Regions from separate parts of the Mus musculus genome. Here region 2 is linked to region 1. The links are chromatin contacts, found by Hi-C or POLR2A ChIA-PET in ENCODE. All regions are on one chromosome and are shown on one strand. The core of a region is the stretch at or near the end of the contact, and the rest is flanking DNA. Distances in the headings are between cores, read along the strand shown. Region 1 holds the start of Pdlim5 (PDZ and LIM domain 5). Region 2 overlaps Gm33189 (a long non-coding RNA gene).

Region 1 (5,089 bases), core at 2,432-4,931:
CATTTCAGTGGAGGAAAAGGAATTGATGAGCTAATTAACACTCAGTTTCAAACTTATGCCAATCTCCTATCAGGATGGACGTTTAGACATCTGCCCAGCTCCTACATTGATTGCAAAAACAAATTTGGTGGATTCTCACATAAGAATTTTTATTGGAGGAAATACATACCAGATCAGAATAAGATTTCAATTGTAATTAAGGCAATTTTCCTATTCTCTCCATTTCATGCTTCCTACAGCCAACAAGATCCCTTTTATCTCACTTCCTTCAATCATGTCAACATATAAAAGGGACTGCAGATCTGCTGGCTCTGTTCATGAATTCTAAACAATAAATTATTTTAAACTGAGATTAATTATTCTAATTCTAATTTAGAACCCTAACTCCTAGCCTCCTCTATAGGAACATGGTATTTTCCACAGTTAAGGAAACTTCATACTCAGCACATTATCCCTGAAATCACTTTTCTTTAGGAACTAGATTTCCTAAGCTAGCGTTGCTTCATCCTCAGTGGATCAGGTGTCTACATACTCTGGTGTGGTGGAACAGAAGTTTAGGTGGAGTTTAAAGGTGGAAAAGTATGTCAAGGAAGGAAAGATAAGGTTGCTGACGTAATAGTTCAGAATTTCTAAGTATGAAGTATGTCTGAAACTGGGTTTTTGTTTATCTAGTTGTTTGTTTATGGGGCTGGGAAGTGAACCTAAAGCCTTATTTTTCTTTCATATAGGCAATGAAGGGCTAAATTCTAGAACAGGTGGTATTTTAGTCTAAATTCTTGTTTTCCAGCAAAGCAAAGACTAAGCCTTCCCAAGACAGTAAATGAGGCTCTACTAACCATAACTGAAATACAAGGTTAACCTTAATGAAACTAAATTGGAGCCTTAGAAAATGACCATGATGCACTGTTTTGCTTTTATATTTTTCTTTTTTGTCCTGTCTTGCTGTACTTAGGCTCATAATGACTTCAGGATAGTTTTTTTTTTGGGGGGGGGGGGTTGTTTTGTTTTGCCTTGACTTTAATGTATTTTCTTTCTTTTTTATTTATTAATTTATTTTTACACTCCAGATTTTATAACCAACCCCCTTTCCCCCCTCTGTCGTCCACCCTCCAATTCTTAACTGTTCCACATCCCTTACCTCCTCCCCAACCCCCCCTCCATCCCCCCCCCTCCACAAGGATGTCCCCACCCCCCACCTCCCACCCCACCTGATCTCTAATTCCCTCGGGCCTCCAGTCTCTTGATGGTTAGGTGCATCAACTCTGATTGAACACAAACCTGGCAGTTCTCTGCTATATATGTGTTGGGGACCTCATATCAGCTGGTGTATGCTGCCTGTTTGGTGGTCCAGTGAGTAGCTTTTAAAAGCTCAAATTGACTTGAGTGTCCTACTTGTAATTAGGAGGCATTGGGAATAGTGAACATTGTTCTCTCTTTAAAAAGAATATTAAGGATATATAGTACTTCCATCTAAAAATATGGCAGGTACATCACTGTAATACTTTAAAGACACTTGTCAAAACAAAGCTTTAGAGATAGAAATATATCTCAGTGGTAGAGAGTCTGTGTAGCATTCACGAGGTCTTGGGTCTAATTCTCAGCTTATATATAGTTCTCTGAGAAATATATATAGCATATATAGTGTATTAAAGCAGCTGATTTAAAAGACGAAAAATCAGACTTCATCTTTTAAATCATCTACTCCAACGTCGATCCTGACACGTCAAGTTGTCAAGTTCAGCAGCACATGTACCACTGAGGAGAATGCAAATGAATGCCTTCTTCTCAAGAAGGGAAAGTGAGGCAACACTTCAAAGGAAATCTAGTTCCTACAGAAAAATTAGTTTCGGGAATATGTACACTGCAAAGCTTTTAAGACGGCATAATAGTACTAACCTACCGTTTAGTAACATATCTTTGGTACCGCAGTAGTAAGCAGTGGCTATACAAAAAGACCCAGAGGAAGCCAAATGGCAGGTGAGAACCAAATGGTAGCGAGCTAATAACAAGCCACACACCACTGCCGTGGCGCTAGAGGATCTCCTGAAGGCCAGTAGAGGCAGTCTTGATAGTGCCACACGGGACAAAGAAATCAGTAAACCCACTGACAGTCCACAGGCCACTCTCCTTTTTTAATCTTTAACTGTGCCAAGGGAAGAATGTGAAAGTTACGCTAACGGTACTCTGGCTCCATTTTTCCCTAGGAGAGAATGTATTGTACTTGTGTGTCATCCCACATCCATGTCACTTCCCTTTTCTTAGGGACTCCCTTCCTGATTTCTCCGATTTGTTATTAACATTTCTAGCACTAGCCAAGTCAGCCAAACCACAACACCGGTCTCTTCTCTAAATTCCCTTTCTGCTAGCTTCGCTTGGAATTCATTTGTCTGAAAATATTCTGATCCTTAAGCAACGGCAATATTTTTATTGGCTTTTTCCAAGTCTCCCCCATGTGGTTATTAGTGCCCAAATGCTAAAATACCAACCAAGCAGGCAGGAAATAACAGCTTATTCTGCTTTCAAACATGTAAAAACGTTGGAATTTCTGTAGAGCTTTGGATTTTCTTTTAGGGACAGCATAAATAATACCTTCCATCTACTGCTAGTGAGGGAGGCTAAAAGTGGTTTCCCACACTTGTGTGCGAGTTTCCTTGGTGTGCGTAACCGGGAGAGACCTACAAGTGAGGAGCCCTTCAATTAAGACAACCTAGAGATTCTTTCTCCCCTTCCTGAGATAGAATGGTGGGAGGACTAAAGCACTAAGGCTGAGGGATGAGACGTTTCCCAGCTTGGGTTCACGCCTAGCCCTGTTGGCCAAATAAGGTTCCCCAGCTAGCAGTTTCCGTAGCAGGCGGGTTCAGACGTCCTCGGGTCAAGAAGGCGGACCTGGGATAGGATCTGGCGATCACACCCTAGACCTGCCCAGCCCAGTCACGAATTTTCTTTCCAAGTTCTGCCCAGTCCATACGCCCTTCCTCTTTCCACTCATTGTCAAACGGGGCTGAAGCTCAGTCTGACCCAAGCCCCAAGTATACACCAGTTTCATAAAAACTGGCGACCGCGACTGATCTAAGTGGGCTTTCCTTCTGGACGCACCGACGTGTAACCCTCACAGGTTACACAACTGCACATATTTCAGGGAGGGGGAAATACACGCTTCTCCGTAGCCTGGGAGCCAGCAAACAAAACTGCGCCGCTTTCCCGTGCAGGCGCACACTCTCGGCTCGCCGGAGCTTCCCTGGGGGCTGGCGCGCCCCAGGCCGAGGTGCTGCCCTTCGCCGCCTGCCCTCCGGCTCGGCGGGCGCCCCCTGGTGCGCCCGGCTCTCCGGAGCGCCGGTCCCCGAGAGCCCCGGCTCCGGGCGCTCAGTCCCGCCGCGCGCCGCCCTGCCCCGGGCGCTTCTCACACCTCGGCGCGCACCGGGAGCACCTGAGGAGCAGCGGCTCCCGGGGACACGCTCGCCCCGTCCTCCTCTCGTCCCGCGCCCCTCCACGCGCCGCACCCCGTCACCCGCTTCTCCTCCTGTTCCCTCGCGGACCAGGACGTGCTCCTCCGCCTCCCGCGGCCACTCACCTCCTGACCGGCGCGGCGCACCCTCCGCCTCAGACCAGCGCTGACAAGTGGCTCGCGGTGCCTGCGCCGTCCCTCTCAAGCCGGTGGGGAACTTCCGCCTCCGCGCTCGCCCCGCCTCGCCCCAAGGCTGGCCACGCCCCTCCCCTAATGGTCACGCCCCCATGGTCCGGGCTGGGCGGGGCCACGTCGCTCAGGGCTTAGAAGGCAGTGGAGTCTCCCTGTTGTGCTCTGTGACTTGCTGGGACCGGCTGCCGCCGCCACAAAAAACAATTGCCCCTGTGGAGTTTCGGTGGGCGTAGTCTCCGGGGTGTAGTCTTGGACTGGTACCTGGCAAAGATCTAGCCTTCCGCTTCTCTGTTTTGTATTTCGGCGTTTTTCACTCTGCAGAAACTTGAATTGACCCGCAGTTGGTCTGGCTGAAAATAGAAAAGGGCTTTAGCTAAATCTCTGCCGGTGCAAGTTCAGCGACTACCGCCTGCTTTTGTGAAAGACCTCTGTATACTCTCGAGAAGTGCAAACTCTGAAGTTTGCTTGTCAGGAAGGTGAAAATCGCTAACCCTAATATGCAGAAGTTAAATCTGTCGTCAAGCTAAAGGACAGCCATACAAAGCAGTGGCCAAAAGTGATTCAGCCACTGTATCCTCAGCTTATTTTTCTAATTCCAAATTAACAGCACATTTACCTACTTCTGTAAAGTTGTTTGGTTTTGCCCAGAGAATTTATTCACAAGCAAACGTTAGTAATGTTTAACGAATACTCGAAAAGAAACTTTTAAAATATTAAAAGCACAAGTGTTAACCAAGTGGTGTATCAAACAAAAATAAACCTCAACCGAAGTCCCTGAGTCTGGAGTCTGCTCTAGAGGTACAAGCAAACTCCTAAAGTAGGTTCAAAGTTGTTCAAATAGTAGCCACTGGCCACATATGTCTATTTAACTCATTGTAAAAATGTTTTATATCATTGTTATGAATCTAAATTTATACATGAGTAGGATAGGATTTCCATTAAATAGAAGCTTCAGTAGGACTACATTTCACTGTACAGTTGGATGTTTAGTGGCCAAGTTGACATATATGGACCAGGTTTTTAAAATGTTATAAATTTAAAAAATAGGTATGTTGATTATATGTTGATATTATCTGCCTATTTAAAACATTATTACAACTTATTTTCATTTTTTAATGTATATACTAGAAAGTTTAACATGGATGTGACTTGCATATTTTGTTGGCCAGTTGTTGATTGTATTACATTCTAAAAGGAAAACTAGTTTGCAGGGAAGAATTTTTCTAATGTGGGATTTGTCTAGTGTGTTTTAGGGTTCTGTTTCATAGATCATTCCAAAGTAAATGGTTAAGAATGGTTACATGTAAACAGATATCCCCTGCAAAGCAAAGAGTCAGCCTTACAGTTGCCTTCATAGGATGAATACCAGCCTTAGTCACAATGTTTACAAATGAAAGTTGCAACAGATTCTATAACACATGATAGACAGTTCCACTTGTGACAAGTCACTTG
Region 2 (5,186 bases), core at 952-3,451, 44 kb after region 1:
TCAATTTTGCAAGATAAAACAAAACAAGGCCTGGGACTCCTGAAGTCTCCATGTCCGTTCTGTGGGTGAGAAGGCTGGGAGTTAGTGTACCATCCACAGAGTTAGTGTAACATCCACAGAGTTAGTGTAACATCCACAAAAATTTGGATCCTTATTCAGGTTCCAGCACACTTAATGGAAATGTGTTTATAGCAGCCAAATGTCTGGGTATAATTTTTTTTCTTTGCACCATGTGTCAGGTTTGTAAAGCTATAACTACTTTTAAAAGGTTTTCAAATAAAAGGTATTGTGTATGCTACTGTGAAGGCTTTATGTTGGGCTCATTTGCTAAGGAGGACAGGACTATAAATACCATCCTTTTCCAGTGTAAACAGGAAAGATTTTGTGTGGGTGGTTTAGTCAGAGGGAAGCCTTTGGGTACTGAGACCATTGTGGAAATCATGAAGTCATGAAATGACAGCTCTCGGCTCCTTCCCAGTTTGTCTACTGAGCATTTTGTGTGTGAAACAAGCGCCATTGTTTGGATCATGCCTGATAGTGCCATGTTCTAATCGGCTGGTATGTTTAATGACCTATGTATATGCACGAGAATGTTTTAGAAATTAAAATTCCAGAGGGCTTTATTAACCTTAAGTCCACTTGTTCCAGGCACACAAAGCTGGCGGGCTACACTCAAGAGTCCATATGCACCCTTGTCATGAGACCACAACGCTCTGCCGAACTTGGAACAGAACTTTCCCTTTCACTTCTAGTTAGCAAATACATCACATACGAATTGTCAGCGAGTCACAGAACCAACCTTCTGAACCAGGATAATTCCCCGAGTTCCAAACCTCAGTCTCCTTAAGTTAGAGAATAGAGGAGGGATCTATCCTGAGATAGACGACATCTATCTCTGGTTATTCTGCATACCTCTGCACTACCCTAGAGATGTCTCTGAAGCTCAGAGGTTTGTGGGGGAAACGCAGTCTGAAAATCATGGCAGCCTTTCCTTCGCTTGCTTCCACTGACTTCTGACTCACTTTGAAAGTCTTGGTAGAATTTTGAGCCTCAGTGAAGGAGGAAAACAGGAAAACAGCTTTCGATGACTGAAGCGCCTTTGTTGCTTTCAGTGACAGAGGATGATAAGAAAGGAAGCCAGGGCTGGTGAGATGGCTCAGTGGGTAAGAGCACCCGACTGCTCTTCCGAAGGTCCGGAGTTCAAATCCCAGAAACCACATGGTGGCTCACAACCATCCGTAAGGAGATCTGACTCCCTATTCTGGAGTGTCTGAAGACAGCTACAGTGTACTTACAAATAATAAATAAATAAATAAATAAATAAATAAATAAATAAAAAAGAGAAAGGAAGCCAGGATGGTTTTGTTGTTGTTGTTGTTTGCCCCCCCCATTTGTGTATTTTTGAAGTTGTTAGCTGAGAGTCCTTCTACTGTTTAACTAGTAAAGACTCGTGAAAATAGAGGCAAAGAGAGAATCAAAATATGAGAGAACTTATGTGTTTAATGTATTAAAATATTTTTTACATTAAACCCAAGGATAAGACGAGGAAGACTACCGTCCGTGTTTGAAGATAACAGAGAAGATCCCTTCCACAGTGGGAAAGGCTGGAAAGAGGGCTCAGTGGTGGTCCGGCTCCTGCCCCTGAGCCCTTTCTGTTCCTTTCTTTTCTAATGCCAGAGTAAAAGGAGATCTTAAATGGCTCATAAAGTCATCAGAGGAGGAAGCTACGACACACAAGCCTTTGATGTAGGAAGCTTCCCAGATTAAATGTATAACCAGTTAAACTATGTCCAATTAATTGGGTTTACAAGCGAATACGCATTTATTGTTCTGAAGAAATTAGAAGGTATCACACATAGGCCATCTTTCTGAAGTGTCCCTGGCTAGCACCTCAGTTTCTGTTAAGCCCTCTTTCTCAATCTAGTGTGGGAGAAAGCCCTCAGAGATTGGCTGCAAAACCTCTGCCGCATCATCATGGCTGCTGTGTGCTCAGAGGAGCCGGGCATTCCTCAGCTGCCAGGGGCCAAGTATCCTGTTCCTTATATGGACTCTGGCTATTCACAGATCTGGGCTCCGTGGGATTGCACGAACTCAGCATTGGCTGTTCTCAAGGGAAAAAAAAATTGTGAAACTTCACAAATCTGAAGGTAGATTAGAGTCTACAGCTGCCAAGTCCTAGTTTATGGTTGAGTGCCTGCGGTTAACACCCGAGGAAGTGTCTATCAGGATGAAGGACTTCTTATTGATACAGATCCTGTGTCACAGAGTGGACATTTCCTCTTGTGACCTCACACCCACCCCACCCACACGGATTGTTTTTCCATAAAAGGAGTTGACTGTTGAGAGATGACTTGGAATGCAGAGGGAAAGTTGACAGGGCTCTACACACACACACACACACACACACACACACACACACTCAGAACAAAAACAATAAAAGAGCATGCATGATAAATAAAAACTAAACTCGGGGTGAAGGTTCATAGGATGTGAAAACAGGGAGAGAATGAATGAGAATCTAGCAAGCACTGATTTCCCTCCACACTTCAATGTCACCATGGTTCAGTGTCTCCATATTTTTCCCTTTCAAAATACTAACTGAATTTGAAATATTTCTAATGACGGTGAATTTAATATTTTCACTGGCAACGTGAGTTCCTGGCCGGTCTTCCTAGGGCTATTTATGGACATTTTCCCTTGGCTTGCTACAAAAATACATCACTGGAATATTTTTAACAGCAAAGTCTGCAGGAGGCAGTCTGCTCTCTCGACCTCTCAGATATTTGTGGTTCCTCTTAAGTGTGCCCTATGGTTTTTTTTTCTCCAGTTGGCATTCACTGCTCTTTTATTTAGAAAATAGTTTTAGATTCATTAAGCCTGTACTATATATGGTTAAAGCATTCCTTTGCAAATTTCCAAATTACAGCAGGCATTTTGGTTACGGTCTGGAATCATTGTTAGAGCTGAGTGAGCCTCATGGAACAAGCTGCTCTCTCTTTCATGGGACCACAGCTAGTCACCTGTTCTCTCCTTCAGGCTTCACCATGGAGAATAAAAGACATATGTCATATGTATGTAAAGATATATTTAGAATGAGCTCTGAGGTATGTTGATATAGTAAAATATTAGTCTCTACCTCCAAACAACAGCATATTCACATATTAAACCAGAGAAGCCAATTGTTTCCCTGCATGTAGTGTCAGATGCTAATTAATCAATTGTTGATGACTACTTAAATACTATTGAGAAGGGTCCAACCATTTAGTTCAGAAAGAATGCTATAGTTTCAGATATGCTGTGATTACAAAATTGCCTATGAATTTAGAAGAGTTTTAGCCATGCTTGGCAGGAGGCAGTAGCCTAGGTAATAAACAATTCAAGATTCCTATTTGTACCTATCGAATGGATTATTTTCAATAAGCTTACTTTACAAATCTAGACTCTCTAGGACCCGTAGAAGAGCAATTACATTAGTTACATCAGTCAGTTACCAACTCCAGGATGAAATCCTTTGAGCTGTGCAAATGACCTGAAGCTTGGTTGAGGGAGGAGAAATTAGAGTGGACGTTGTGGGCTGGACACAGCAAGACGTTTACAATATCACTTGGAGACTTTGCCTCTGTAGATTGCCAGGTTCTTATCTAGGTCACCGATGAAAGTATCAGACAGAAGCAGGCCTCGGTTTGACACCTGCTAAACATTATTTAAGTCTTAAGACTGACATCAAACCACTTGTACCCATTCTATTTATAACTTTCCTAATCAGCTTCCTGAGTTTCCAGATGGAGTGTAGGAATGTAATCACATTCAGCAGATAACTTTGCCTGAAGACAAAGTTCCCTGAGTGACCAGAGGGATTTCCTATCAATGATTTCATTTCAATGTACTGTCATCTACAATTTTGTGACAGGGAAAGTTATATGGGACAAACCTGGAAGAGGCATGTAGTTTAGCTGGTTTAGATTCTTACATTTTGGCTAACTTGAGCTAATGGTATAATTATGCACAAATCACCCACATATTCTAAGACCTTGAAGGAGATCAGCCTAATGAGCATTTCTCAGCCTACGAGACACAAATTTGGAGAATTGTGTCTACTGAAGTCAGAGGACCATATGTAACTATGATCATATATGATCATACATAGTTACACATGTAACTATGATCCAGAATTGTCTGTTCAGATGAAAGTCATGGAGAGATGATGTTTGAGAGGACCCTGGACTGTTCGGGTGGCTGATAATTCACTCACAACCTTTTCCTCTGTCTTCTATATTTATTAAGAGTATTTGACAAGAATAAAACCAATCATTTCTCATTTCTACTTTGTAGTAAAATATCCTTGGATGCTGGGGAAGTATAATTAATTGCTTTTCTCTACATTGGATGACAATTTTATTGGTGTTCAATTGTTTTCTTAGGGTTGTACCGGATTCGGGCTTTCTTATTTTTTGAACCTTATCTTGAAAGTCACCCAGCTGAGTGAGCATTTTACTTTGTCGCTGTACCCTGCTTGATACATAGCAATGGGAACCAGGCACAAGGTGTACGGGAAGTTTCTGCACTTTGACTTTTCCCAAAACTGAGTGGCAGAGCCTCCCCGTCAGCCATCACAAGCTCTGGAATCTTGGCCGCCTTCACTGCTCCATGATGCCAGATATCCCTTTAATAGCGCCAGGAGATAGTTCATCTATGATGTCAAAACTTGCAGGAAACTTGAGCTAAGAATGCTTGTTACGTACTTTTAGTAGGACACCAGAGAGCCATGTTCAGGTCAAGCAGACACACTGCTTGACGGTGACATCTTTGAGAGATCAAATTTCTACTGATATTTAAAAGATCTTTAACCTTGGTATGCCTTCAGGAGGGAAAACAAAAAAAAACAAACACGTGTGGGCAGTTACAAGCAAATTATATCAAGTGTACTAATAAATAAATGGCAGGGAAAGAACACTGGCCTTTCTTAACTGTAGGCAGACAGGTACACAATTTAACATTTCTGAGAGTTGGAGAGTTTTCAAAAGAGATTTATCCAAACAGGAAGATGTTTCCGTATCAAAAACATCATTTGTGATATAAAGCTAATGACTGTCTTCTTACAGACCCCAGGACTTGTTCTGTAACAGTAAGGTTGTGTAGTTACATCTATGGGTCATGGTCCTATTTAAGAAAAAAACCTTACTGTT

The links. A loop is a pair of places that touch in the nucleus more often than their neighbours do. ChIA-PET counts read pairs that join two places held with the same protein, here RNA polymerase II (POLR2A).
Region 2: a map of heart shows a loop between it and region 1 (6-fold over the local background). The contact joins the enhancer-like site here to the promoter of Pdlim5 in region 1. A Hi-C loop is called at or near these places in 13 of 37 maps with a recorded cell type or tissue (Patski, adrenal gland, gastrocnemius and 2 more). POLR2A ChIA-PET finds 5 or more read pairs at or near these places in 1 of 5 experiments (Patski).

Annotation. Positions count from the first base shown.
Region 1 is chr3:142,392,015-142,397,103 of GRCm38, forward strand. It overlaps Pdlim5 (PDZ and LIM domain 5), which reads right to left and starts at 3,682. Exons shown (of 13, transcript NM_019808.3): 1 at 3,572-3,682.
Region 2 is chr3:142,437,715-142,442,900 of GRCm38, forward strand. Gm33189 (a long non-coding RNA gene) reads left to right here. Exons shown (of 3, transcript XR_867675.1): 3 at 649-1,182. Among named protein-coding and RNA genes, the nearest start is that of Gm33189, 6.6 kb to the left of the region's middle. Within about 2 kb of position 2,202, at least 1 of the 3 ENCODE cell types and tissues checked has a DNase peak (open chromatin) inside an H3K27ac peak, as active enhancers do; it is heart, where a contact is called at or near this core.